4 separate regions of the Mus musculus genome follow, and all the other regions are linked to region 2. A link is a loop called in an ENCODE intact Hi-C map of the cell type or tissue named here. Cell type or tissue: heart. All regions are shown on one strand. Each heading gives the region's core, and the rest is flanking DNA. Links, peaks and the distances in the headings are about the cores only. Region 1 overlaps Tmem135 (transmembrane protein 135). Region 2 overlaps Tmem135 (transmembrane protein 135). Region 3 has its middle 29 kb from the start of Tmem135. Region 4 has its middle 7.4 kb from the start of AI314278.

The links. Hi-C counts contacts between places; a loop is a spot of excess contacts. Peaks named below come from ENCODE experiments on the same cell type or tissue, not always from the same donor. Only the 100,000 strongest peaks of a DNase experiment are listed, where the experiment ranks them.
Region 1: it touches region 2 in a loop (2.2-fold over the local background); 4 of 42 quality-filtered maps call a loop at or near these places.
Region 3: a loop joins it to region 2, with 7 times the contacts of the local background. A loop is called at or near these places in 10 of 42 quality-filtered maps.
Region 4: it touches region 2 in a loop (8-fold over the local background); 37 of 42 quality-filtered maps call a loop at or near these places.

Annotation. Positions count from the first base shown.
Region 1 is chr7:89,261,859-89,269,527 of GRCm38, forward strand. All of the region lies in intron 4 of Tmem135 (transmembrane protein 135), which reads right to left. Among named protein-coding and RNA genes, the nearest start is that of Tmem135, 73 kb to the right of the region's middle. In heart, for the core only: no CTCF peak of the experiment used is centred there; a DNase peak (open chromatin) is centred at 4,703.
Region 2 is chr7:89,165,372-89,173,040 of GRCm38, forward strand. The region is part of intron 6 of Tmem135 (transmembrane protein 135); the gene reads right to left. Among named protein-coding and RNA genes, the nearest start is that of Tmem135, 170 kb to the right of the region's middle. In heart, for the core only: a CTCF peak has its summit at 3,422 (motif pointing right); a DNase peak (open chromatin) is centred at 3,420.
Region 3 is chr7:89,363,839-89,371,507 of GRCm38, forward strand. It overlaps a transcript of Tmem135 not described here. Among named protein-coding and RNA genes, the nearest start is that of Tmem135, 29 kb to the left of the region's middle. In heart, for the core only: no CTCF peak of the experiment used is centred there; a DNase peak (open chromatin) is centred at 4,083; H3K4me3 peaks cover 541 bases; H3K27ac peaks cover 3,213 bases.
Region 4 is chr7:89,415,045-89,422,713 of GRCm38, forward strand. No RefSeq gene overlaps it. Among named protein-coding and RNA genes, the nearest start is that of AI314278, 7.4 kb to the right of the region's middle. In heart, for the core only: a CTCF peak has its summit at 4,145 (motif pointing left); a DNase peak (open chromatin) is centred at 2,797; H3K27ac peaks cover 1,811 bases.

The DNA of each region.
Region 1 (7,669 bases), core at 1,855-6,854, 97 kb after region 2:
TTATTAAAAGCATCTATCTGTTAAATCTTGAAAAGTGGTTTAGTTACAGTTATATAATATTTTAAACTCCTTGAAAGACATTTACAGTTTACATTACACCAATAACCACATATTCAATTCATTCAAACTACTACAATTATAAAAACAGAACACCAACTGCTTTTTTATCATTATATTATATGTCTATGCAAATAAAAAGACAAGAGAACTGGAGAGTTAAAACAAATGTGTCTCAAGTATGTAAATTAACTTTAATTCCTTAGGTATTACAAAACCATATTAAAATATAAGGATGTTTCTCTCAATATAAGGATGTTTTATGCCTTCATGGTATGTACTTTCCTAAAAATACAGACACTATCATCCATGCAATGAAGACTTCACAAACTAGACTATGACCATCATACAACAACAAAACCAAACAGTGGCTGACATGGCCCTGTGTGCTGTCAAGACTTGCCTGTGTTATTAAGTTTCTTTTCATGAGGCACTATTAGAAATTTATTTTAATTCCTTAGTAATTAAATTTTTCTTATACTATCAATAAAATACAAAAATCATAAGTTTTACAAACTAATGAGTAAGTAAAATGGTATGACCAAGATCACTGTACAGCCAGTAAGAGGTGGGAGCTAGACATCTTTCACAGAAACAGAACACTCAAGCAGCACTGGGAAGTACTGACAGGGCCTCCAAGTTCCCAGAGTAGCAAATTAGATGCAAGTAATTAGGTTATGTAGAAACTAGTAGGTGTCAGAGAGATAGCAGAATTGTGGTCTCTAGGCCCACACTGACATGCCTTCCCCTTGTCCTAGTCTGTCTTTTGGCCTGTATCAGGTTGCTGCTACATTTTCAGATATTAGAAACATTTTTATTATATTACTGTTTCTATTAATCATCTACCAAGAAAAATGATTACAAACCTAAGACAAGCCTCTGCTTACGTGGCCATTGCACATTTTTTAGCCAACATTTACTTTGTTCCTTCTCTATTTCTTAGCAAACATTTACTTTGTTTCTTCTATATTTCTTTAAATAAACAGTCCCTCATAAATACATGATCAAATTTCCTGAAAAGGAATGCTTGCTTGCGTAACTTTCTAGACTTTCATCCAATGACACATTAAATTGAAGTGGGGTTTTTTTTTTCATCTTCTTAATCACTTTTGGAGATTAAAAGATAGCTTACCTTGAGACACATTCTAAATGAACTACTACCTAAACTTTAAACCCAATATCCCTTAAATTTCTTCATTGTACAGCTTTATTAAACTAATGACAATGTAGCAGTACTAGAAACTCCAGAATCTAAGTACTACAAAATATATCTAAATAATTCCACAAGCAATAACCCATTTCCATTAAGTAATGTAATTAAGTGTTATCTTGCATTCTTACTGTTTCCATGGAAGTCTGCTAAGGCATCCCAATAAATACCACAAGGTAATACTGGTGGAGGAAAAAAATAACATATCCTCCTTCTCACATGTCATCTAGCAAATGATAAGCTAAACATATTATGAGTTATCCCTATATAAGTCCTACAAAATATCAGACATAGTGTTTTAAGATGTACATTCGTGTTTTTACCATTTTCTGCACATTTTTCCAAGGGGAGACTTTAGTATTATAATTTGTTTATTCAAGATAATAAAGAAGTTGCATTAAATTACAGAGTTTGTATCTCACCAAAAAGAGAATAAATATGACACATGCAAACCATTCTTCCATCTATAAAGTATTTAATATTTGAATCATTAGATATTGTATATTATAGCTATATCAAAATAGATAAATAAAAATCATAAGAGCACTAAGGAATATTATTAAGAGCTACAAAATAAGATGTTTTTAGGAATTTACTAGATGAATACATGAACATTAATTAAATAAGTTATTTTTCCATTTGGTTTAATCACATGATGGAAATAATTTAATCCGTAAATGTGTCAGCAGTTGTTTCCCTTTTAGACTGTGGTGGCATAAAATGATTTAATACACAGAGGTAAACCATGTTTCTGTCCCATGAGACTGCCTAAGGCTGATATACTGGTGCAAAACTTTTTAAACCACTGCTATTACATTCCAGAACCCCAGATATAACTTTAATTAAAGGCCATAAATGAAACAATCAAGTTCTATGCTGTGACTGTTTAAGAGTCATTTCTTGCTCTTACATATTTTTTTAGAAGTCTCAAGTGTTAAGGAATATTTAGACAGAATAGAGTAGCCTATATCAACCACTAACCCCTGCACCAATGCGTGAGATTTCTGAGCCTTATACATGACCCGTGGAAACTTAAATACTGCATATACCCCTCTGAGTAGTTTTCTTTATCTATGTACAAAATAAGAAAACCTGTCAGATCTATTTAACAGAGTTGTTTAGATATGTTAAACGCAAAAACATATAGTAAGAGCACGTTATAATGCAATAAATAAACTGGGTTATATTACCACGAAGCATAATACAATAAACAAGCACAAACTTCTCAGACCATTAGCATGACATTACAAAGGTAGGAGAGAAATCCGAAAGAATAAAAACAAATTTAAAAATTCTCATGTATTAAGCTGAACTTTTTCTCTTAATGCCCCCCCCCAAAAAAAACCCACATACCCTTCAATAGCATTTTGTGGATTCTTTAGGGACTGCAGGAGAGGGAAATAAAGAAGTAAACATAGCAGTAGTCCTTGTTACTGAGCATCACTTTCTAGTGCAGGCCTACACACCTTCCAAACTTGTGCTGAGGAGCAATGACTTGCTTTATCCAGATTTAGTAAAAGAACACGGGACTATAGAGATGAACATCTTAGTTCAAAAAAAGTACTGCACATCTTTAACATGCTGAAATCAGCAAACTGTTTGAAATATTAACCATGCATTATAAATCTGATTTTGCAATGCTAGCCACTTATGCATTATTTCTGCTTTGGTGTACTTTGGCATTTGAAGGTATAATAATATATGATACATAAGAGATATACATACATTATATAATCATATATAGTTGTGCAGATAGATAGATAGATAGATAGATAGATAGATAGATAGATAGATAGATAGATAGATAGAGACAGATATAGGTAGAGATATTCCTTTAAAAGCTTGTTGATCTGTAAATAAGCAAACATACTTTTTGTCCTTTTCTTACTCCAGGAAATGATTCCTTGCCTCAGTAACTCAGAAACATGAAGTTGGAACTGAAATTTGAATTCATCTGATGCCCAGCCATGCTCCTAACCACTTCAGTCTTTCCTGGTTGCTGTCATGTGAGTTGGGAAACCTCCTGTAACCTCCCACATATACTGCACCATCCCAATGAACATCCCAGAGAACTCTGCTATCCTTGAGAGACTTCCTCCATTCACAGCTCCAAGATTTCAAGGAGGCCATGAATGACCAATGCAGATGAACTGAATTAAGCCCATGTTTTCTCCGTAAGAAATAGAATGAATCTGCAGGTCTTTCGATGAGGCTACAATCTAACATGTAAAATGGAGTGCTTGCATAACCATTTTCCACACAAAAACTAGACTAAATAATCTGACAAACAGAAAGGGAGAGGTGTCAGGACATTAGAAAGGAGACACGAAAGGTCATCCTGCTGTTCATTCCTGTAAATTTATCCCAACATGGTCACTTCTTTATCTCATAACACAAAGGATTTAAAAGCCACCTGACATACAATAGAGTAACAATGACTAAATAACTAGCTTGGTATTTCAAAGTATTCCAAACCTATTACAAAAAGCTGGCTCTATTTTGCTGGAGCATGAAAAAACTCTAGGATACTACAGGAACTTTTGTTACTGTAAAAAATTAATAATAAAATTTTAACACCGTTGATCAGTTACAAGAATAAACTCCACAGTTAAAAGTATATTTTGATAAATTTTACACACACCTGTAAACCTGTGTTCACTATACACATAAACTATTAAGTTTCCTTTTAACTCTTCCTACCAACAGTACAGGGAAAAGAAAAGGTGACTCTTCCCTCACTCCCAAGGCCCAGGTCACAGGGTTCATGGGCTGTAGCAGTGAACCTCAATACTTCCAGTGACAAACGTATCAGGAAATGTGAAATGAACAAGTGAGACATTCATGTCCAGCAGCTAGTAGAAAGGTCTCTGGGCCTCCTGCTCTGAGAGGGAGAAGTACAGTCCAGTTAGGACCAGGACACCAAGTGGTACCCACAGTGATGAGGCGCTACAGCCCTCGCCCTTGTTTGGTGTGTTTTGCTATGTTATGATACAAAACCCAAAACTAGTCATCTGTACTGAACAGAAATTTATTGCCTCAATGGTCTAGGTGCTGGGAAGCTTCGCAACAGCTGGAGACAACTACAGAAAACACACACACAATGAAGAGTTGCGGAACAGCGTCCCAAGGGATTCCTCTATAAAATACTTCTGCATGAAAGGTTCAGAAAACATTGAAGAAAAGGGACTGGAAAGACTGTAAAAGCCAGAGGGTCAGGAAATAAGCTGCAAGAGTATATCTCCTAGGAATGTCAGAAGCTACATGCACAATGTATCACAACATAACTGCGTACACATGAGCTGGACAAGGGCAGCAACAACAGACATGACAGAGGCGGCAGAGTAAAGCCCACAAAGCCTGACTGAGGAAGCTGGGAGCAGAGGAGGGAGGTGCTCTTCCCAAGCCTGACTGAGGAAGCTGGGAGCTGAGGAGGGAGGTGCTCTTCCCAAGCCTGACTGAGGAAGCTGGGAGCTGAGGAGGGAGGTGCTCTTCCCAAGCCTGACTGAGGAAGCTGGGAGCTGAGGAGGGAGGTGCTCTTCCCAAGCCTGACTGAGGAAGCTGGGAGCTGAGGAGGGAGGTGCTCTTCCCAAGGGTTTCCAAAGCCAAATGGTCAGCCTTGAAAACAGACAGGGACATGACACAAATTGACCAGATTCTTTTTACATACACACATACACGTACACATAGTCACACATATACACATGCAGTAACAATTAGTGCAAAAAAAGAAAGACTGTACTGGAAGAGCAGGGAGGGGTATGTGAGGATTTGGAGGGAGAACGAGGAAGGAAAAAGTTATAAGTAAATTATAATCTCAAAAATTAAAAAGAACTGACATTGTCAAGGCCTTTTGGATACATCAGAGAGAGGACAAACAGACATACAGAGAGACAGCAAAGGGAACAAACACTCCATGAACCCACTCCTTCAGGGAGGCTCTAACCTACTGATGAAGGAAAGGCCCAGTGACCTAAACTCGTAGGTGGCCCATATCCTAACGGTGCCACGGGGGCAATTCAACAAACATTGCAACCCAACATGCTCCTTACCCTGTCGACAGAAACTGTTTCTCCACTGTTCTGTTTTGTTTTTTCCAGGTGGGGCAGGGTTTGGCTGTTTTGGGTTTTTGTCTTTCCTTTCTGACCTCATGTACTCTTTTTCTTTGTAATTTTTACTTATAGCCCATATACAATTCTTCTTTACATCTCCTCTTTTTTAAAAATATTCACGTATTTCACTTTAATGAGTTTCTTTACATTTCATCTTTTTCACTTTACATGCATTTTACCATCTTTCCACTCCAGGCAGAAAGCAAAGATATACAATGACTATATGTGATGATACATGCCCAATGGAAACATGCATTGTTATTTCACCACAGGTCCAGCTGACCCCAGAGTAAACTGCCAAGCCAGTCAGAATAGGTTTTCTACTAGCTTCAGATTTCAATCTCCACCCATAAAGTTCCTAGCATGATGAAATTATTCAAGCAGCCACACAGACCAGAAGCAGAAATCTCTTGGAATACAAAGTAAGGTTTGATCACATTCCAAAACACTTTACCCTCTTACTAGAAAACATGATCTAAAAATACCTACCCTCTTATTCTTTATTCATTCAACAGAGAATTTTTCATGAGTACGTGATTGCCTAAGCTTTAGTCACAATTATACATGAATCACCACCAAGCCTGATGACTTGTGTTCAATCCCCAGCCCCCACACAGTGGGATGTAAGGAACTGGAAAGGAAAGGAAAGGAAAGGAAAGGAAAGGAAAGGAAAGGAAAGGAAAGGAAAGGAAAGGAAAGGAAAGGGTTAAATTCTTGAGTTCATGGTGCAAACCACTGGATGGACGTTTGATGCACATGGCACAACAGGGAAGGCTTGGGGGAGCAATTTGAGATAATATTTGGGGGAGCAATTTGAGATAATATTCATCACTGCTTTTTTAGTTTCATCTTATTTCTTAGAGACCCATCTATCAAGTTTCTCTTAACTACTTCAGAATCTTTCTTGTATTTCTTTTTATATCTTCATGTGCCCCGCACATCTGATAATATTTGTTAAATTTAATTAAATTGAAGCAGTCTTACAACAAAACTTGTGTCAACATCTATAACCCTTATGTTTAAAATGTTAAATACAGATGCTTTAATCAAAGGCACTGCATGCTCACCATGCAAAAGCAAGGACTGTAGGAGTCTGCACACGCACACACACACACACACACACACACATATGTATATGCATCTTTATAGCTTTAAAATACACACACCACTAAACTACTGATGGCATAAATGAAATTATAAAGCAGTTTCCTTTTGAAAGTCACTCTAAATCACCATATGCTAACCAGGTGTTGTAAAACATGTCAGGTCTTCCTCTTCAGTTTAGATTAGTTCCAAGAAAAAGAATCTCAGACAGTAAATCTCCTCTATGAGTCCTTTTGGAAACTTCTTTATAACTTCACGTCTGAAATATTTTTCTTAGAATTAAACTAAAAATAAAGAATAAGACTTGACATTTCTTAAACACCTGATGCATATGATGATCTTGAAAGACTAGAAACCTTAGTCATCGGCACAACGATGTAATAAAGAAAACTCAAGTGCATGTAAGCAAAGCTCAGGAAGATCATGTGTTGTACAGTACAGTGTGGTGAAGCAGAATCTTAGCAGTGGCGCTCACGTGTATAACTGATTTTAGCATCAGAAAAACTTTCCATCATTTTACTTTTTGTGAAGAAGCCAGAGAAAATACTTGATTATTTATTTTATAATTTTAATATGCCTTTTATTAATCTGACCTTTGACAAATATTTTACTGTCAATTTGGCAATCTAAAAAACAGTATTTTTAAGTATATGTTAAATAATATATGAGAATTAAACAAATATTAGTTCTATTGATGTAAGGCTATATTTAATGCTTATTATTAAAGCCACACAAACTTGTATTTTAGCAACTGAAACTTACTGGGAAGAATTTTGTTAGTACTAAGATTAGCTACATGGGTGCTCACAAAGAACATTTCTACAATGCAAATGTCAACAGAAACAACCCTGTGCTAAAACTAAAACATCAGCAGAGATATCCCAGGCACAGAATTCACATCTCTTTACCTATCACCTGCAGCACCACTTCAAACACAGCAATCAGCATTTAGAACCAAATGCTTAATACAAGCACTCTCGTGAATAATTAAGACATCACATAGCACGCTGTACTTTAGTGGTTTTGTAGACTAGCTAAAATTAATTAACTTGCAGATGCTCAATGTTTCTCATTCTTCCTCTTTGCCCCAACCTTTAGACAAAATTTAGTAACACGCAGGAAGATAAAACTTCAGTCTCTAGGTTAACAGTAATATATTTATGACACAGATATTTTCATGGCCTTCTTC
Region 2 (7,669 bases), core at 973-5,972:
GCCAGGGAAAGGGATGCTAATGTCAATATCCTAAGGGTTCCACTGGATCTGGAACACGGCTAAGATGCTCTTCATCCCTCCTGATCCCTGGGGGCTGAGTCCCCACGAGGTAGGGCAGCACATGCACTCTCTGAGCACCTCACCCGCGCCAATTCCTGCCTCTTAATTCAGAGGTGCAACCAGGCCCGAGCAGGCACAGAGACTTCAAGTTCACTGCAGCATCCCACAAAGCCACTGGTTAAGGCCAAGCAGGAAGAGAACATGGGATAGGCACAGACTTAGATTGGGAGGAGAAGAATCTAAATAGTAATTCTTGAACGTTTATCATTGCTGTGCAGTTTAGGAGTTTTAGTCATGTTTCCTTTGATAACAACACAGCCCTGGGGGGTAGGCTTGTGTGCATTTGTACTTTCGTGGGTGCTCAAGACCTGCAACAACCTTACCTCAGGGAGGCCACAGGACTAACAGACTAATCGAATTCAGAATTCCAGGTGCAGGGTAGTGGCAGTGATAATCTGAATAGTCAAGCATTTCTCCCTCCCATCCTCCTGTTAATTTCATTGTCTTTAGCCAGGGAAGATGCAGGCTATGTTGTAATTAAAATTCTCAGATTAACACTAAGTATTTAAAATGGACTTAAAGACATTAGAAATACTCAAAAGCCCTTTCAGCAAAAAAGGTTATACCAACAAGGAGCCTTTGATATAATCAGTCATAAAAGGGATCTGGGGTATTTATTATCAAAATCTCTTGAAAAAATTCTGTAATGATTAATGACAAAATGACAGTCTCATTGGACTCAAATTTAAAAAGTGCATCTTCAAATGTAAGTGGACAATTCATTCTGCTTGTCACCTATATGACAAGCCATAAAGAAAATATATGAAACAACTGCCTTAATTTTAAAATAAATTTTATTTGTATGTGACCTAAAATTTACAAATATTTAAGCCTCGTGAAGATGTTTTAAAACATTTAAGCTTTATGCCAGTGAAACATGGTGACTGACTTAGTGGTCATGTTGACAGTGGGAAATGTAAGCAAAAGTTTACATTTAGGTAATACATGACATAAATATCTACACAGAATGTGAAGGAAGGCAAAGGAATTTATAAATTAAAGTAACCGTGTGCTTGGGAAAATTACATTACTTAAACTTGTGTTTTTCCACCAAAAGAAAGTGTTTCAAGGAAATTTAAAACCCATACTCTAGATTGGTGGGCGGTGACGGAGTGGGCAAGGGACCTTGTGACTAGAAAAGAGAGAGCAGCAGATCAATTAAAAGATTATGTACAGCTGGGAATAAACCTTGGTCTTGGGATGTCATTGTTAAAAGATGTCCATTTGTCTTTGTGCAGTGTTGAATAGTTAAAAGATTCTGACAACCTGGTCTAGTCAGCAAGACATATTTGTGGCTCTGCACAATACATTTAATTGCAGACCAAACATCAAAAAGTAGCTTTCAAGCATAAAGAGGGCGTATACAAATGAATTTGCAATTTCATTATGATCAAAGTCTGGCTCTTCAGTAGAACCCTGTGGGAAGCACTTCATATTGATAAAGTCTTAACATGGATTCAAAAGGGGTTGTTCTTTCTCCCATTCACGTGTCTAAGGTTTGTTAAGGTAACTGAGGGTCAAAAGAACAATAAAGTAATTATTCTGCAAGAAGAATCTTTAAAACGTGGCCCCACATTTTGACACTGAATGTATTGTGCAGGTATTAACTTAACTGAAACACTACTGAAAATCTATGTTAAATGTGGAAGGCATGACCCAAAGATTTCAACAAGGTCCCTTGCCCACTCCGTCACCGCCCACCAATCTAGAGTATGGGTTTTAAATTTCTTTGAAACACTTTCTTTTGGTGGAAAAACATAAGTTTAAGTAATGTGATTTTCCCAAGCACACGGTTACCCCACTAGAAAGCTCTTCATTTTGCTATGGCCTTGGTGTTTACAAGGCAGAGCAAATCAAGTCTTCATCTAAGTATCTATTACCTATTGGGTATCTACCATGTGCAGGAATTGGCTTAGGTTCCATTACACATCCATGGACACAAGAACATCACATTCTCATCTAACATGCACCTTGCGGGAGAGGTTCAAAAGTATAAGACCCAGAATAATTGATATGGGGGGGGGGGCTACAAGGCAGGGGAGGGAGGACCTGGCTTTTCCTTTTGTCAAGCTTTAAGAAGGCAACGGATGATTATCAGTTTCAAACTTTAAGGAACTGAGGGAGGGAATTTCAATTTGAAGCCACAAGTACAGAGCTGTCCTGAGTGCACACAGAAGAGAGAGAAGTTGCTAGAACTGAGGGAAAGAGGTGAGTGGCACAATGGTAGGAAATATAGCCATGGAAACGGAGGGAGTTTCTACCATGCAGAGGCGCCTTTGGGCAAGGGAAGGACTTTGAAAGGATCTCAGTAGAGGAGAATCTGTCTAAAGTTATATGAGAAATATTTCGGCCGCTGAGCGGAAAACAGATGATAGGAAGGCTGAGTTAGAGGCCTGGGGACGGTGGCCACAGTTGGAAGGGAAAGGAGAAGAACGTGAATATATGTCAAGGGTGAGCAATCAAAATTTCTTCATAGTTTGAATGTGGAGTAAACAAGAGAGAATTCTATACCTACTGACAGATCTGGGTTAAAGCAAAGAGAACACAATAGCCATCTACTGACTTGAGAAACTGTATAGGATTCAGGGAGAAAATGAGCTTTGTTTTGGAAATATAAGAGTGAGATATGCCTGAGCTGAATACCAGATAGTAAAGGATGCCGGCGCTGACTATGAAGGTCTGGGGAGCATGGGGGACAAGTTTTTACACAGTGTGTAAACACGGGAGGCTAGATACAACCACAAACAAGGAACCAAGTACAGATGTACAAGTGTCAGGTGCATGTGTATGTATGCATGATTTATCCATAAGCATAACACAGAAAGACATTTCATCAAGTTCTCTAAAATAAAGTCTCACTTTATTTTCAACTGTCCATAGGGCTAATACATTGAACTCATGTGTGACTAAACTTGCTATTTAGTCTGTGCAGATAGATGGCATAAACTAACATAATTCAGCCCCCAGTCTACTTTTGCAAGGCTCTATGCTAATGTAAGGTGTAAGAAGAAGCCAATGATGGCAACGGAGAAAGGGGTTTTCAGCTCTGCAGCAAAAATCTCAGTAGATATACAACTATTATCAAAGACTCAGGATGGAACTATAGGCTGCATTTCAGGAAGCAGAGTCTAATACTTATGTTATTAAAATAGCATCCTTGATCAAATGTCCAAATTTTGAGTTAGATGTGTAAGTAATAGTAAAAGAGACAATTCTGTACAAAACGCCGTCTTCTCCCCCAAGCTTACTTTAATTCCTGTGAAATGACTTGCATGACACTCTGAGATGCACTTTACACCCCTCACCAGCAGATGTCACTACAGAGCCACCCCTGGAAGAACTTGTGCCAAGGAAGCAACCTATCTGGCAAGCTTTCCTCTAAATGCACTTTACAAGGAATTCAAAATATCATTAAGAAAATGTTAGATTATGCTTTGTTAATAAATACCATGATATCTGAGTTTTGATGGTTCTGTTTCTATAGTACTGTAATTTCACAAAGTTGTAAAATATTTTGCATTGGTCACAGAATGTGTGACTTGCCACTTTTGCCTCAGTCAGTCTATAGTCCCCAGGACACTGAAAACAGTGAGAATGGAAATTGTTTTTTTCTGCTTAATTTTCAACGATTCCGTTAAGTTAATGTAATCAATATAAAATATTCCCTAAGTTTCACTTATAGTATTTCTTCGTAAAAAAAAAAAAAAATGCATGTTATAGGAAAATCTTGATAGTTACAAGGTTTATAGATATAGCCATAATTTTTTTAACCAACCTTGAAAGAATTGTAAGGCTCAATTACTTTTTACATGTACACAGGCACACACACATGCACACACACACACTCCAAAATATGGGGAGAGGACATTTATCATGTATCAACTCCTATACTTCGGTGCTCTGCGTTGGCTCTGACTCATTGAACAGTTTCCATGAAACCGAACTATTACATGTAGCTAACGGTATACACTCTACCTTAATCCCCTCAATGATAATTAACTGAGCATCTGCTACACAACAGGCAACTTGCTGGTCATCCAGGGACTGCAGACACCTTTGCATCGTGCCTTAAGTACTTGAACCATCACTTCCAACCTTAGACTTAAATTGTGACTCACAGAAATCACGTGAGAGCACAGAGATGAAAAAGGAAAGACAAACTAGAAAAACTGGTTTTAAAAGAAACTGCTCAGAGTTCAAATGTTGAGATTTTTACAAATCTGATGTTATGAAAAAAATGACCAATGATAATAACAGCCATGTATCAACAAAATTTGGAGTTTTTCAATTGCTGTATCATTGGTACCAAAACCACAAATTAATTTGGAATAAATCCAATGGAAATTTTTTAAAGTCTAAAAAGAATGAATGCATATACTTAAATGCCTTACATTTTGAGGGTCATGATTGCTCATTCTAATGGAAATTCATGGAGTTGAGGAGATAGCTTAGTGGCTGAGAGCACCTGTTGCTCGGGCAGCGGATCTGGGTTCAGTTCCTGGCATGAAAACAGTAGCTCAAACCCATCTGTAACTCCAGAAAGGCCAACAGCCTTTCTGACCTCCATGGGCACTAGGCACACATAAGGTGTGCATACATACACACAGGCAAAACACTCACTTATATAAGAGAAGTGAGTAAATAAATCTAAAACATGCAATTTCAAGTAGTTTGTTTTTAATAAACTAAATTTTTATTCTTGCAAAATAATAAAGCTTTGTAGTTTATTTTCTACCTCATTTTTAAAAGTACTAATATACCTTAGTACTAAATCATAATTCAAATATGAGATTTGACCAATAATTGTATATTTTATTACATTTGCTTATCATGCAAATGACAAAAACTGGAATAGAATAAATTGCTTTTTACATTTGTTTTAAATTTGTAATGTCTTAATCATAAGTGCATATGCAAATAGGTTAAGCTGACTGCTTCAAAGTTACTATTCAGACTTAGGATATGTGTTGTTAAAACATTACAATGCCTAAATGTACACTGCAGAACCTTCTCCTTACATCTATTATTACTTGAATAATAAGCTTGAGCTTCGTGGGGCTGGAGAGATGGCTCAGCAGTTAAGAGCACTGTCAGCTCTTCCAGAGTTCAATTCCCAGAAACCTCATGGTGGCTCACACCATCTGGAATGGGATCTGATGCCCTCTTTTGGAGTGTCTGAAAAGAGCAACAATGTACTCACATATACATACAATAAATAAATAAATCTTTTTTTAAAAACTTAAAATAAATAATAAGAACAAAAACAAACAAAAACCAGTGGAGCTTTGTTTCAGCCTCCATATACCACTTAACATAACAAATAGAACAAACCATGTGTTCTTATTGTAAGTTATACCATACACAGCAGTCCAGAGCTAGAAGAACAACAATTAAATTGGGAAAGTTTGTTTTGTTTCTCCATGAGCAATCCTAACTCCGAATAATCTCAATAAATCCTCTTCGTGCACTTTCAAGTGAATCAACAATACTGCTTTTTACTCTGATAAATATTTTTTTGAACGCTCATTTCATGCCTGGAGCCCTGGGGATTGGGTTGGTCCCCAGGAACCCAAAGAATGCCGCTGAGGCAGGCAGCATGTGCAGGGAACCGAGTGTGAACCTCCAAATGATTACTGTGCACTGCCTTCTGCTGTGTCCCACATACAAATCAGAAACAGTTGGGCTTAAACGCACAGCAACAACTCCAACAGAATCAGATTTCTCCTTAAACTTGGAAAAGCTTGGATGGGTTTTGCTTAAAATCCAAGCACTAGGAAAAGTAGTGTTCCAAGCTTTCTGCAATAGCTTAAAAGCCAAGAATCACCCAAAGAGAAATGTCAATAGGATACATTTCTGTAGAGCTGTGGTGGTCAAGCCTGAAGACAAAAAGGAGTAGAAGGCGACTTCCAGGACCCAGGCTGAAGGGTCTGGCTGCAGGCTCCTCACCAGGAATGCCTGCTCACACTTGGCACATTAAAAGTACTAGGAATAAGACTGAAATTACTTTTCACACAAGTTCAAGAAAAATTTAGCAAGTGCCTCAAATTCATAGCATTGCTAGAAATAAAACTTTTTATAGTAAATGCAATTAATTATAACCATTATTATTTTAAAGGACCTCAAGACTGGTAAATATTATGAATTTTTTCTCCTCCCATAATTATTGGGAAAAAGATGGAACAAAATATTTTAAATAGATCATAATAATGTATTTCAAATATATTGGTATCTATGTCATTAATATAGCAAATGAGTTTTCACAGTGAGTAAAGTGATCAGCTACCTGAAAATATTAACATTAGTCTCTCATTATTGAGAAATGTATGCCAAAGAAGAGAACTCTCCCCAAAGAGTTTAGTTCCATCTATCAGAAGACAACAGGAAGTCCACCTTGAATGGCTCGCTCTCTAGCTTGAGTTCTGACTGTGAAGAAGAAATACCATAGAGAGATAAGCATCTGTAAGTTTCCAAAGATAACCACAGATGCAAAGCAAGACAGTGGCAGTCATTCAGCTGGTGCTACACAAACTTTACATGCTACAAAGGGCATGCTTAAAGGAACAGGCGCTCAGCTCCACACTTTCAAACCATGATTTGCCTGAAAGCATGCTTTGGTCAAGACTTGAGGCTGCCTTTCTGCACTGCCTCCCCTCCAAAACAGCTTCTTTCCATGTGAGAAATGTAAAGCCTTGGAAGCTACCACTGACTTACTGCAGGCGTGGACTCTTTCTCTAGATCCACAGCATTTGGAGACTCCAACAGTGGAGCCAAAGGATGTATTGCAACATGTGTTACAAGAAATCCTCCATGTGGTTCTGCAGATTCATGCTAACGCCTGGGAACTAGGGGGCTGGGTTAAGTTTCAGAAACAAAATCTCAATGGTTTCTAACAAGTTTATTCTATGCTCATGCCACATGTGTATCAAGGGCTGGCTATTGGTAGACTAGTGGCCATCTTTATTTTGTCTTAATGTGATAGAAAGATGTCCATCTGGAATGAATGTGAGTTGTCAAGCGGAGAAAGAAAGAAAATGTCGAAAACTGGACTCCTGCTTCTAATTAAGCATAAGTCACTTCCACTTAAATTACTCAGCCAAAGCACATCCCAAGGCCAGGTACGGTGGACGCAGGAGAGGGGATGTGTGCTCTCCTATGGAGGCACCACACACGCCTGCAAACAGCAGCACCTGTCTACTATTAATGCCAAACATGTAACTGCTGAGAATCAATTAGGTTTATTTAGAATATCTCAAGAAATTCAAAACAAAATTCCTCTTTTCTACAGAACATGATACCATTAGTCCATGTTTCTCACACTAATTTCAAGCAGGGTGATTAGATAAAAGATCTTTCTGGTAACAGGCTTTTCTATAGCACATTAGGTATTTACAGTTGCGCATAAACTGTGTACAGTTTAAGATTCCTTACTAATCCCTTAGTCCTTCAGACAGTTCCAAGCATTCTCATTACACTGAACTGACAACAATATTGCACAGCAGATAGAACGCTTAGTAAAAATATATTGAAAGAAAAATTTAATCTATTTAAA
Region 3 (7,669 bases), core at 1,605-6,604, 200 kb after region 2:
GAAGACAAGGTCAATTTCTATGCACATGCAATAATACTAAGAAAGATAGTGGACATTTTTATTAGCCATGATGCTATGTTGTTTTAGTCATTGTTTTCACATCTTTTTGTATGTGTAAGTATGCTTAAGTATGTGTGGGGTGTCTGTACATGTGTGTATGGCACACGTGCCCGTATGTATGTTTTGGTGTATACATGCCATGGCACTCGTGGAAAGGGGATGCCATCCTCAGGTGTTCTTACCCTCCTTGCTTGAGACAACTACTTGTTTTGCTGTGCACTGCTGAGTGGCCGTTGAGTTTCTGGAGGTTCTGCTGTCCCCATCTGCTCTCACCCCAGAGCCCTGGCATTGTGACATGTGTTACTGTGCCTGTCTCTTATGTGGGTTCTGGCAAACTCAGCTCCTTGGGTTTATATCATGTTTTACTCAATAAGCTGTCTCCCTCCAGCTCCACTTTCTTACCATGTTTGAGCCTACTTCCTTCCCTGTCATCTTCAAATACTAAGGATATTTGGTCATTATTTGATAAAAACGACTCACACTCCATATTGTTCTCTGCTATTTGCTTTTCTTACTTAATGATGCTATGAATAAACTTCCAAGTCAATAGATCTAGATCTAATTCATTCAAGAGATTCCAGACAAGTATGATCATATCACTGTTAAGTAAACCTTTAGTTATTGGTGAACATTCAGCACTTTCTTGCTCTTGCAAACAACGTTGCAATAAACATTCTTAGATGTAAATCCCATGTCTGTAAGTCAAATGTAAGTGTAATTAAAATCTCAATAGATTTGAAAGATGACTATTCCCCAAAGACCACATTCTTTTGTTACCACAAACTTATCAACTTATCTGTGGACATATTCTGAGAACCAATAAAACACAACAGCTGAGCTCTGAAGCAAGACTACCTGGTATACATTCTAGCTCTTCTACTTTGGTCTGTAAAACCAGACACTCATTAAGTTACTGCACTGTATTCAAATTATATGGATAAAGATGGAAGGAATGATGGAATGATAACAGATGTAAAATGTGTCAGCTGCATGGTAGTGTCTGGCACATAATAAATGGTCAAGTTCAGCCACAGTCAGGGTTATGGTGACGTGGGTAGTCATATGATCAGCCCGTTGTATTACTCTAGTATTTGCTTTGAATAATGATGTGGCAGAAGATGGTCCCTAGTTCACTCGGAAAACCAAATCAATAGTTATTAAATGAGGAAACGTCAAGAATTGCCAGTTGTCCCCACAACGATACATCATTTAATGTCTTTCCCCAGTGTGTTCTGCAAGTGTTTCCAAACTCTGCCTATGACATTCTGGTTTAATGGGTACAAAGGAAAAGAGCAAGCTTCCTAAACAGCACACAATAGCAGTAGCTCATGGTCATTTCGGTACAGAATCGCTGCCAAGTTTTCATGGTAATCACCAGGAAAACATCTCATTTCTCAGCCCCTCTTTTATTTGAGACGATGTCAGTGGCTTTGTGTGAAAGGAATCAAGCTCCAAAGAAAAACCGGTTTGGTTTTTTTTCTACAAAGGATGGAAAGTAAACATTACCTTTTATTGAGCCACTGATTCAAGAGTGAGCCATGCTCCATCTTCCTGTTCTGTTTTGTTGAAGCAGGCAGTGAGCATTCCAAGCACATATTTACACTCAGATCCAGTTTAATGTGGATCCAAACACAGAGAGATCAAATATTTGAAACTTCTTCTATAGATTACTTTTCTGATTAAGAGACAAAAGTGGTACTTAGCAAGCTTACAAACAGGAGGCTTTCAAAAGCAACTTTTAGAGAATGTGGGATGCGCTGACATCTCATTCAACAGACTCCATCTGTTCGCCGAGCATTGCTGCCTATAAGACATCACCGTACGCACTGGTGAGAAGGAAGCTGCTGCTGAACCAGTGAGTTTATTGAGCTTACTTACAGAAACAAACATAGTTCAGAGAGCTGCATTTCCAAGGTCCACCCCAGCATGGGTGATAAATTCCAAAACTAGAAACATTGGAGCTCTCGCACAACTTGCAGGCAGTTCTATAGGCGTGAGAGTGTCTCTTTCAGGCAACTCAGTCAGTCTGAGCCCCTCATTTGTCTGTCTTCCAGGCTGTTTGGCTGATCTGAGACTCTTCTGGGTGCCTAGGCTTGGTGAAGAGTGTATCTTAGCAGTCCTTACAGCATATACAAGCTTGGGGCAGAGGGGAGAGCTAGTGTATTTGCCATTTTCAGGGACTTCCTGAAGCTTCTGAGTTGTTTTCTGTATTAAGTCTTAATTAGCCTATTTTGAAACCTTCTGAATCTTAATGAGTTTCCCTATATGAGAAAATGTATTATCTCTGAAGAAATTGCCATACAGCAGAAACAGAAAGAGAAATATGGCAGGATTGGGACACTGTGGCCAAAATTCCTTTACAAAACAAAAAACATAGGCAGTAATATACCATGCATTTGTTCTTTGTTGGTATTCACTGAAAGGAAACTCCATTTAATCTGACTTAAATTAATAAAGAAATATTGGTTCATTGTATAAAAAGTCTAGCTATGTTGTCTTCAAGTAGGGTTTCATGGAAGGGTTTACACAGTATCACTGGGAGTCCAAATCCCTCCTTCTGGGTCTGTTCTCCAAGTATAAGCTTCACTCCCACAATCTGTGTGATGGGAAGATGGCTTAGTAAAACTCTAGTCTATGTCCTCCAATATTCATATCTAGCAGAAAATTTAGATTCTCTTCCATAAGTGTAAGATGCAATTCTTGTATGTCTTTTTTGTATGTGTCGCCCAGTGATCTGCATTTAGTTGCAAGCTTATTCCTAAATTTAGCACAGTGACTAGAGGGATGTGGAGATCCCACTGGTCAAGACTGAGTGACAGAGGTAAAGCCAGACAGTGGGCTGGGCTTGAGAAAATGGGCAATAATGCAGAGAAGGAAAAATGGACTCAAAACACACAAGCAACAACAAAAATGATCATCAAATATCCAGGAGGGAGAGAACTTGGGTTTACAAGTAACAGAAGTACACATTGTTATAAAACTGAAGTACTTCAAAAATTATGACCCAAACAAATCGAAATTAAACGGTAAACCTCAAATTTGGAAGAAAAAAAAGAGTGTGCCTGTAGCATCAACAGAGATCAACAGTTCACACAAAAACAAATGAAAAAAATAATGGAAATGGAAACAGGAAAGGGGCATAAATGGATTGTTAAAAATAATTTTTAATTAAAAAAAATAATTTTAATGAGAAAACTGTTGGTCATTATTAAATAAGACAACTGTATAATACAGTGGTGATGCCACATCCTTGGTAGAAGAATAAATGAGAAGAAACTTTCTGACAAATTGTCTCCTAATAGTTGCCATTTTTCTATGCTATCATTTTATCACTCTAGGAAATTCAAGCTAAGGAAGGTAGTTTACATGTAGTAAAAGGCTTTCTCATCAAGCCATTATAACAGTACAAATGAAAACTATTAGAAACCAGCAAAATATCTACCCAATCTAAATAAAGAAAACAACTTATTCTACATATACAATATATGTGACTATACAATATACATACAATAAACAAGAATCAGCCATTAAAGTCTCGCTTACTCAATAGTATAAAATCTTGAGGAATTATTTCCAACTTATTTTCATACTTAAAAAGTCCAAAAAAATACATATTTCAAAGTGTAGGTAATATAAATTATTAAATAATACAAGATTCAAATGTACTAAATTGTTTAAAAAACAAGAACAAAACTTCTCAACCTTTGTTCTGATTGTACAATAAGGGGAAGATGAACCCTGTTTCAAAACAAAAGAAGTGAATGAGTTGTGTTACCCGTGTTAAGTTGACTGATCCCAAAAGCCTCCCATCTCACACTGTCACAGAGCCTCTGACCCCGAGGAACAGTGTATGGCTATCTCTTTGAAGCTCCAGCCCTACAGATAAGCTTCTAGTTGACTTGTGGGCTTGAGCATTTGCTAGCAATGCCAGATAAGGAATTCTAAACACAGAGGAAACTGCAGGGCCATTGGCTGGTCAGCATCAGGAGAGCCTGGTCGGGCTAGCTTGTGTTTCCTCTGGTCAGTGGCCCTGAAAGAATGTGAGATTACACTGTAGCTTTTGCACTCCATCCAGGATGACAGAATCTGGCACTTAAGAGGTATGGAGGAGGAATGCCAGGCTGGTGAGAGAGAAGAAAAAAGGGACACCCAGAAAGGAGGCATGAAGATAAGATCTCCAAACAGGATCTCTTATTCTGCTTAGAAGTTTCCAAGGTCTAAGGAGCAAAGAAACCCCCCTAGAGAGTGGTAGAGAACAAAATGTGAGTTAGAAATCCCTAGCATGACCTATTGAAACTCTGGGAACCCTGTGGTTTTTTTTTTTCCACCTCTGCCTTATTCTTACATTTGCTAATTACTTACTGACTGCACGGGGATAAGCCCCACTTGACTCCTCATGGGTTTTGCTAATAGAGTCATACAAGGGGCAAACAGGCTGACAATTAAATGCAACTCACAGGATGCATCTACTGTGATATTAGGGACACTTTCAACCACCAAGGAGAAATCTGCCTGTAGCATAGCTTTAGAGAGTTATCCCAGTGGTGTAGGGCATTTCAGAATGGAGGAATTATCCCTTAGCGAGAGGAGCAGGCATGCATGAGAGGTGAGAGCATTGGAGAATGCTTCTCAAGGATTAAATGAAGGACAGGAAGTAGACAAGTGGCATTTCTAGCTCCACTCTGATTGATGCATGGAGAAAGCTGAGAGGAGGAAAACAAACAAACTCCCCACAGACTTTTATAAAGCCACACACTTTGCCACCCTTTCCTTTGTTCCAGAATATCTTAGCTCTCTGACTACTCTCTGAGATGCCCTTGCAAGGTTGCAAATGAAGTCATAGAAACAGGACAAGGCAGTGACCTGCAACCTACAGGGATCCTGTGCCCATCATATAAAAATGGTATGGATCAGCCAGGCCACAGTTAAAAATACAACCATGTCACCTTCAAACTGCAACCACAATCATTTGTGCAAAGGACCAGTTAATGGTGGTCAGATGCCATTCAGCTGTCACACACATGTCAAGTATAGAGTGTACATGCGCTGGTGATTACACAGCCTCATATGCAAGGCAATAGGCAAACCTGAATATTATACATACATATAATATCCTTGGTAAATATATATATCCTTGATATAAGCTAACAACTGGATGGGATATAACACCTTCATTGAGTCTTTACTGTGTGTTCAGATACTTATAAAAATAAAGGAGAGGAGAAAACAATCCTACCATAGCTCAAGTCAGCTAACTTGTGTGTGTATGTGTGTACATACATATATAAATATGTGTGTGTGTGTATATATTATACATGCATGGGAGAGAGAACAGAATGGGAAATGAATATCGATATCAATATAAAAATGATTGTCTAGTGAAGCTATTTAGATGGACTGATTTTTATATCTTCTGGCTTAACTAACTATAAGACAGATCTTATAGTTCCTTTGCAGATGAAAAGCTCCCCTAAATATGATATAGTCAAATGAACATTGTTTGAGTTAGCTCTTCACCACAGGGATAGCATACATGAGAAGGCAGCATGAGGGAAAAAGGCTTTATTTTGGCTCACAATTTCAGAGTACTGTGTCATGGTCACTCGGTTCCATGGCTTCTGGACCCTGTGTATGGTGAGGCAGAACACCAAGGTGAGGAGAAGGAAGTCAATGTGACAACTCATGGGGGACAAGAGGCAAAGAAAGAGACAGCAATAGCCACAGGCAACATCTGTTCTTCAAAGTGTGCCTCTGGCGACCTAGTGCTTTCAACCAGTCCTGATAGCCTAGGAAAAACGACTTCCTCAATGATTGGTCCATTGTTAGCACCTTCATAATCCGAGCACCTGTCAAGAATACCAGCAGCTGGAGATCAACCCTTTAGCACATGAGCCTTTTGTATCCAAGCCATGACAGATGTGAAGTCGGAGAACACTGAGTTTGTGCTTGGGATTATCTTTATTCAACTTATGCTCTGTGTTTACTTAGCCTTTCTGAGCAAAAATAACAACTGCTGCAAATAAATGGCCTAAATGACAGTGCTTCTTGTTGTTATTGTTGTGGTCGTGGTGGTGGTGGTTGTTGTTGTTGTTTGAGTTTTTGGTTGGTTGGTTGGTTTTTGGTTTTCTACCAGAATTTCTCCCAGTTTGGCTTGGGAAAGGTACTGGTTCAATAATAGAAATAATCAGGAGTTGGCAAAATTTATTGACAAGTGCCAGATTGTACATCCACTGAACTTTGAAGCCCTTCTGTTGGTCACAGCTCTGGCATTGTAATGTGAAAATGGCCATAAACAGAGACAATACACACATGAACAGATGTTGGTTGTGTTGCAAGATGAAGGCAGAAAACCTGGTGGTGGCTCAGACATGGGTGTTATCTGGATACATCTAGTCTATGGTTAGGTGACCTTGGAAGTGCCAGTGAACCTTTTTTCTTGGTAAGTATCCATGTGACCAGTTGCAACCACTGATCTTAAATACAAGTCTGAGAAGAAGGCTGGGTGAAAGGCTTTGTTTTGCTAATAAAATTAAGTCTAACATGTTAACCATATCGTTTTCCTTCAACTGAGAGATGTGTAAAGTCTGGAGATGATGCATTCTTCTGAGTATTACGCACAAAACAAAAAGAACCAACTGCTCTGGCACCTGCCTGTACTACCAGCAATTTGGGAAATGGGAGCAGAAAGATCCCAAGTTTGAGGCCACTGTGAGCCACTATTGTGTTAAAAGTAGTGATATATTTCCCTAAGAAGTGAAACAAATGACAACGGCCTCTATGGGCCTAATGTTTTTTTACTTTCTATAGTCAGATTTTTCTGTTTATAAGCCAGATCTATTACCAAGTAATTATAATAATCCACTGGATACTGTGAATGTTGATATGCATGCCACAGCGAAAAAGTTCAGTAGATGTCGGTTTTCTCTAAAGTGTGTATCAAAGAAAATTGATGCCATTCTCTTCAGATTAGCATGAACATTCTGCATCATCTCCTTTTATGAAAGTGTCCCCTCATGTGAATTATTTTTCAGAATCATCTCTAGTTTCCCTCTAATTCTACATTTCTAAGACTTCAAACTCAGAAAGAGAAGGGCTAGAAAGAACATCTCATTTAGCAAGAGCCTAATTATGAAAGCTGGCAGATGACTGCCAGACACACTCAGTAATTATGAATCAAAGTCTCCCTCTGCTGACCCAGCCTGCATTGCATACAAAGAGCACTCATCCTGGCCTGCAGCTGCCTTCAGATATGAAGACAGGAAGTGTGTCGGCTTCCTTGAACAGCTTCTGTCTTACAGCAGACTCTCAGTACAAATTCCATATCTTTCTTCTCTTTCCACCTTGCACTCTCAGTCTGGGATTGTTACAGAATTAGATTAAGTATGAAAGGGAGCCCCATGAAGAAGATACCCTTAGCCTGAATATGGAGAAGAAGCTAGAGAATTGTTTGTTCAAAACTTGGGAACAACAAGGAACAAGAGTTTAGAAATGCCCAAGGTCAATATACGTATTCTATATTTAGTACATATAGTCATACACACACACACACACACACACACACACACACACACACACACACATATATATATTCATACACACATATATATGT
Region 4 (7,669 bases), core at 1,405-6,404, 250 kb after region 2:
AGTCTTCACATGCGATCATAATTTTAAAGTTGAGCTGACTCTTGACCAAAGAGGTCAGCCTCAGCCTCCTGTTTTTGGAGGTTCTGTGCACAGAAATAAACTACACTGAGAGAAGGGCTCAAACTTCTTAGCTTTCCTTCTCAAAGCAGCAGAGTTGGTAGAATTGGGAGGATCTATCCAATGTTCTGCAAATGTGTTGGCCCTGCAAAGATTTAATCCAAACTGCTTCAAAATGGACCTCACCATCACCTGAGGTTCCTAGAGAGCTCTGCTCTCTTCCTTCAAGTTCTTTCATCCTGAGGTTATGAGATCCGTGGCCGACTGATCGGCAGCCTGTCATGGCAAAGGATTCTGACCTACATTCCCACAATGAGAACCTAGTGAATTACATTTCATTGCCCATCAGTTGCCTGAGTTCCGCTGGCCTGCCTCCCACCAAGAATCCTGTCCCCACTGAGAGGAAAGTTTTAAATACTTCCTCTAGGGATTCTTAGTTTGGAGGTGGAGGGAAAGAAAGAAGGAAATGGCAATAAAATTGAAAAAGATCACAAATTTTGCCACAGTGCCTAAACATTGTAGTTACATACAAATTGAATATAAGACTCATTAACTTTACATGAATAATAACAAAGAGACAGGGGACAGGGCTTCTGGGAGGAATGGGGTTTTCATGGGCTATGACAAATGTAAAAGAGGGTGGAATCAGAGAACAAGAGCCTTGGGAAGGTGGGTGTGTATTTTGGAAGCCACCACTGCTGGCAACAGGCAGTCTCTCTGGACCAGGTGTCACTCCCAGTTTCTTTAGTTCCCTGTATAGATCTCTGCTAGATGGGAAGTGGAAGTGGGGGGGGGGGGGAGGGGGCAGAGGAACAGCAGAAAAGGCTGTGTTTGCCTCTGGTGTTTACTAATCCTGACAGATTAAGTTTCTCTCTCCAAAGGCTAGCTTTCTGGAACCATTTCTGTTCCTCACCCTACCAAGGTTGCAGTTTCTCTGGACAACCAGGTTAAGGCAGGCCAAGGAACAGTTGAGCGCTTGTGTGAGATTCTGACTCCCTCACATCCAGCCCTGTTTTCACCCAAGAATGTACTTAATCTTGTGGCCAGGCTACTTTCCTAATGAGAGATTAAAAGATTGGGTAGCTGAATTTCCTGAAAGGCCCGAGGATTGCATCATTCCATTTGCTGGGCTGTAAGTGGCCAGGGTAAGAGCCATGTGATGGAGTGATAAGTCACAGAGGAAAACTGGACCTAGTTAACTGAGATTTCCCCCTCACCTCCTTGCCTGTGCGTTTATAGCTGTATGCCTGTATGCATGTATGTGCGGATGGGTGGGTTTCCCCCCTTGTCTGAAGTGCCTATTCTGTCTTTTCAACTAGCTTATGTGTGTTCTGTCTTCGGGATGAAACTCCTGTCTTTTCTGTCTTGGGAAGATGTCCTTGGTCTTCTGGCTTGCCACTTCCTCTGTTCCTTCTCACTTCATCAGTCTTGGTCTTTGTTTTGAACTCTGGAGCTTTCCTGTGCCATCCGGAATGGTCTGCATCCATTCACTCACTAGATTAGGCCCCCTGCAGCCTCTGAGCACCCAACAGTGTTTCTCTACATACTTCTGCAGCCTAGAGTTGCACCTGTCTGAGAACACAGGTTTCTAGTATGCTTATAGAGGAAGAAAGAGGCAAAAAGGGAGCAAAATGAGAAAAGGAGAGGGGAGGAGCAAGTAAGAAAGGCAGGGGCTTGGGAACTTGAGTGACATGAGGTTCACAAAAGAAAATCACGGGTAACAAGAGCCACCAGGATGACAGGACTCTCTCGGGAGATGCTAGCACACTAGCCTTCAAGAACATTCTCTAGCCTCAAAATGGGTTACAGGATAAAGACCTACCACACAGTGTTACTAACTCTAGGTTTCTGTTCCTTGCCATTTCTTCTTTGCCCTAACAAATATTTGCAGAGTGTCTGATGCATATTCAACACGGGAGTAGGCCAGAAATGGAGAAGGGAGGTGATTCAAAACCAAACCAAACCATGAGAGATAAACTCTAACTTTGAGTCCCCAAGCGCAGTTGAATGAACAGAAAAGAAACTTAGCTTATGTTAGTAGGCTTTAAACCTGGAAAAAATCACTGCTTTGGAATGCTGAGTGAGTGCCCACCATGGGCCAGCCACTGTCCTGGCAAGGTGCTGTGAGGAACATATATCTTCCTTGACCCCACCCTCAAATTGGTGCAAGGAGTTTACTGTACCCATGATGTTATTTCTTCTTGACACCAGCCTCCAAACTGCTTCAGCTTAGATAAGAGAATGGCTTTTGGGTATTCAGCAGCATGTAACCCTTTCTTGGCCGCTCTTATCTCGCCATTCAATTTTTTTTCTCACACAACTTTGAAGAGAGAAGGGAAAGGGAAGGGTGAGTGTAACAGACATGGTGACCCTTAGAAGCCTGGCTCTGTTCCTCTTAATGACCCTCTAAATTGTGCATGTAAAGCATGAAAGCTAAAAACTAACCCGCCTCGATGTGCCATCAGAGACGTTGAATAATTAGATTCTGATAAGTACCTCCAGTTGGACATCTTTTCCAAATACATGTTGATTTATAACGTCTGTGCCTGGTAGGGAATTTCTATAGGTGACTCTGCCTGGTATCTTTGGAAGTTGCTTCTGTCAATACTGTCATGCCACAATTCTAGAACCCCAGTTAGATTGTTCTACAGATGTTTAAGGGGTACACGCCCATCTGCCTGCCTTCACCCAAGCTAAAATGATAAATGTGTGAATAAACTTGACCCTGTGTTGCCTGGAGGGAGGTACCGGGCACCAAGTCTTTTCAGCATAACTGGAGTCTGAGATTCTCAGAGTGGGAGGGAAGGGCAAATGAGGCCAAGTTGTGAAAGGGCCTGGAGGTTGGCTTTGGGGAGTCAGTGGAAAGCAAGCAAAGTCTATGTTGGTGGCCTTCTGGGCTTTGCTGTTGCTGCTGTGTAGACTGTGGGCTGGAAAACAGTCAAGGCAGAGCTTGGATTAAAAAAACTGTGAAGGCAGAAAGGTAGGTGCTGAGGGACACAGAGGGCAGTGATCAGCAGTTTTCACATAAGATGCAATCTTGTCCTTTGCAACCCTGTCCAGTGAACTAAGACTTTACTTCTAAAATGTACTCCTCTGTCTCATTAGATACGGTACACTCAAAATGGCCAACTAGAGATTAATAGCATGCAAGGTCACAGGGGTCGAATCACTGACTCACAGTGTATGGGGGCATGAGTTTCGCTGCGCTATGAGACTCCCCTGTGCGGCCGAGGGTCTGTGGCACACCATGTTGGTAGAAGGCACAGATTCCTTAGGGTAGAAGAAAATGTTTATTCATTTATGGAGTGCTCAGGGACCCACCAGCAACTCAGGACTCGGGAGTTTCCTGCCAGACTTATTTCCTGGAATAGTTGACACAATTTCCTATTAAAGCCTTCATTTAATGCAGCCTTAGTCCCAGTCATCGCCTATCTTGATTTTCTTGCTTAACAGTTTCTTCACCAGCTGCTGCTATCAGTAAAAGCTGGGGTGCTTGACAGATCCTCTGAAATATTTATCCCTCTTTCCCTTCCTTTGAAATCAGAATTCTGGATTCCATTTTCCATAATGAATGAGAGTCCCATTTTCTAGGCTCTCTTGTTTTTGTAAGCCCCCCGTCCCCCAACAGCAGATCTTCCTTTTGGGTTTACATCAGCATTTAGCTAACTTCCTGAACACTTCACTCATTTCCTGAGCCTATTCCAAGGAAGGGAAAACATCCTACTTCAGAAATAAATGCAAATAATCGCAGAGATTATTTCTATTAAATAAATAGTGTAAATGCAATGGAATTTCCTGCAAAATGTCAATTTACCATGGATATTTCAACAAAAAGCTATCGGCCACAGCCTCCCTAGTAGGTCTCATTGTATTTGTGGGTAGTCGGAGGAATTAGAACCAGTTTGTCAGTCAAAGATGTTTCTGAAGAGGTAGGTTACACACAGCTGCAATGTTTCCTCTTGTGGAATTGAAAAAACAAAAAAACTAAGAAACCCGAACACTGGAAAATTGTTATCATTAGGTCAGTAATTATGAAGTGCTTTTGTTTTTGTTTTGTTTTAAAATAGGAGTCTTCTGACACCTACTGGTTATGCAAGGTAGAACAATTTTAGGGCAGAAACAGGCATTTTGTTTGTTTGCTTATGACTTTTCTTGGAAGAAAACCCACTCCTTGAGAGCACTTCTGAGTACCCCTAAGGCCCAAGAATGCAGAAGGAAGGTGAGAGCAAACATTTTCCTAATGCATTTCCTGTCATGCAAAATGATGCTTCCTCCTCAGAGCCAGACTGGCTGTAGGTTAAGAGTGGATGAGAACTGTGAAGCTCTTAGGAGATGCTGTGAGAGAGAGAACAGTCTGAGAAGGCCTCTTCCTGCTCAGATGTCTGCTAGTGGAAGGGAGGAGTCCCTCACTACTGGAGACAGCTCATGGGCATCTTCAAGACACATTTAAGGCCTGAGCAGCACCTGCCATTTTGAACTGCTTTACATGGGAAGTGTCTGATGTTTTGAGAAAATGGATGATTGGGATCTCAAAGGATCTCATGCATTCACCTACAGTCCTCCCACACCTGATAGAGGACTATCCAGGGCAGGTAGCTATCTGATGACCTCCTGTGCCGTGGCCATGAAAGGATCTACGATGCATCACAAGAGGTAACATTCTTTGGTTTTTCGAGACAGGGTTTCTTTGTATCACCCTGGCTGTCCTGGAACTTACTTTGTAGACCAAGCTGGCCTCGAACTCAGAAATCGGCCTGCCTCTGCCTCCCAAGTTATGGGATTAAAGTTGTGTGCCATCGTGCCCAGCAAGAGGTAACATTCTTCCTAAAAGTTCAACGTCGTGGTGTGATGTGCACAGTCTGAAGTCTGGCTGTTCGTCTGTCTCCCAGATTTCCCATGCCTTCTTCCTGTGACCCAACCAGCTCCAACTCCTCTCAGCTCTGCACACACAAACACACACACACACACGCACACACGCACACACAGTTTCACTTTTTTCAGCTGTATGGACTTATCATTTATTATCATTCAGAAGACCTCCATCCCTTCATATCTTTTCGATTCGTTCTTCAGGTTTCTGTGTTCTGTCCTAGGAACCTTTCCAAGGTCAGAGAACATTGATGACGCCCACCTTTGCATTGCCTCCCAGAGTCCGTCCAATTACTTTATACTGTTTCTGTGTGTTTGCCTCCTAGGTTGTTCCCATAGACAAGAACCTTCCATCGGCTGACACTCTGGCTTGTCTGAAAGCTCCATAAATTTTCACTGATGCCCAAGCAGCAGCTATTTGTAGCAGGAGATTGTTCCACTTGGTACAATGTTTAAGTAGAAACAAACTATTGCGGGGTGACAACTTCCGATGATAGGGTGGGAAGTCTGATATCTAGGTCTTCTGAAACATTTATAACAATTTATTATCCCAAATGACCTCAGCCTTCACCCCCTGAGGACTAAGCTCTAAGTTTCTATCTAGTTTTAATATGGCCATTCTATAGGTATAGAACTCACCATCAAACACAGGTTCATAAAGATCTGGAGTCATTTCAAGACTTCTTGAATTGCTTACAAAGCTTTCCCATGCACGTGGCCATTATTTCTGGTGAGATGTCTATATCTTTCATAAACAAGATCTGTGATGTTGGAAGACTAAATACCAGTGGTAAAGCACCTGAAGTAGACACCTACACTTGATCTTCAGTGGATCTTTGGGAGTTATCCTCCTCTTTCACGCTGCAAGAGGGAGGCTCAGAGTCTAGCAAATTTCATTCCACTGTCCTTTGTTAGAGCATACCTTCAGGTCTCCATGTATGCTTTTTAAAAAGATTTTTATTTTAAGAGGATTTTTGCCGTGAGTTATTTGTTCTGCAGTACTCATCCTCAGGTTCTCAGTGTAAAGATAAGGGTGTGGTCTGAACTTTTTAAAAAACATTTATTTTTACTTTATATTGTATGGGTGTTTTGCCTCTGTGTGTGTGTGTGTGTGTGTGTGTGTGTGTGTGTGTGTGGTGCATGTAGTGCCTGCAGAGGCCAGAAGAGGGCGTCAGATCTCCTAACTGCAGTTAAGGGTGGTTGTTAGTCACCACATTAGTACTGAGACTCCAACTTGGGTCCTCTGAAAAAGCAGCCAGTGCTCTTGACCACACAGATTTTGTCAGTTACCCCTTTACTGGAAATATTAGTATTGCCTAATAAAACAATGGGAGTATGCTTGGAAAGTCACATACAGAGCCCACAAGTCCCACTCAGGCGACACACACTGGATATCGGAAAAACTGCATGCAAAACTGGTCACTGAAGTAGCCTGCCACTGTAGTCAAGGCCTACGCACTGCTTGGATGTGTCTCCTCTTTGGCAGTAGGTACCATTTACTAAGTCACTGTAACTGGCAGATTTAGCTTCATGGATGAATGACTTGGGCAGTCATTCAGGGTGTCACTTACTAAGCTGTCTTGCCAGCCCAGAGACTCGTACTTTCATTTTATACCTGGTCTTGCAAATTATGTTGCTGATGGGTAAAGTGCATAATCTAGAAGCATGGCTGCGTATACCTGAAGCAGTACCATGTAGTAGAAGGTGCATGAGTTTAGACATCGACATTTGGGGGTTCGAATACTGGCTCTGCCACTTAATAGCTGCATGAACTTGAATAGGTTGAACTCTCTAAGCCTTGCTGTTCTTATTGGATATGGTGGTCTGGTTACTATGTTATCTAACTTTTATGGCTGCAATGGCAATTGAACAGTATTTGATACAGTAATTGCTTATGGATGAGAAGAACAAAAGGAATTTTAAAACAAGCAATCAACGAGGAACAAAATACATTAGTGCAAGAAGCAATTCAAATGAGAACAAACAAGTCAAATATGTCAGCTTTTAAGGCTGGAGGACTCCTAAAAATAAACTAGCCAGAGAGGTTTCTGTGTTTTACAGAGTATCTTCACTCTTGCTTGCTAACAACACTGACACCTGAGTTTGGTCCCTGGGATCCACAGAGTAGGTGGAGAAAACTGACTCCTACAAGTTGTCCTGATTGCCACATGTGCTCTCTGGCATGCATGTACACACATGTGCATGCACACCTGCCTACATACTCAGACACACAACAAAGAAATGAAATAACAATTTTAAATGATATTGTTTTCCCTTGAATTCACCCGTTTGTTCTATTCCATTTTGAAAGCCCCCGAGGTCACACACTGTATTTATTTTAAGATCTGTCGCAAAGGAGTTGTTTTGTTCGTTCGTTGGTTATTAGTTAGCTAGTTAGTTAGTCAGACAGTGTACTTTAAGAAGTTACAAAGTAGTTGTTGTTTTCTTATTAATTAATTGGTTGGTTGGTTGGTTGGTTGGTTAGTTGGAATAGGGTCTCACTATGTAGCTCAGGCTAGTTTGAGTAAACTAAGTCCAGGGAGATGGCTTGACAGGCAAAGTGCTTAATATAGAAGCCTGAGGACCTGTATTCAAATCCCTAGAACCCACGTAAAAGTCGTCTCCCTGCCCCCCATGGCAGGAGAGGAGATGGTTATGTGCTGTAATCCTGGCAGGGAGACAAAGACACATGGGATCCCTAAGACTTACAAGTAAGACCATTCAGAAGAGATGGCGAACTACA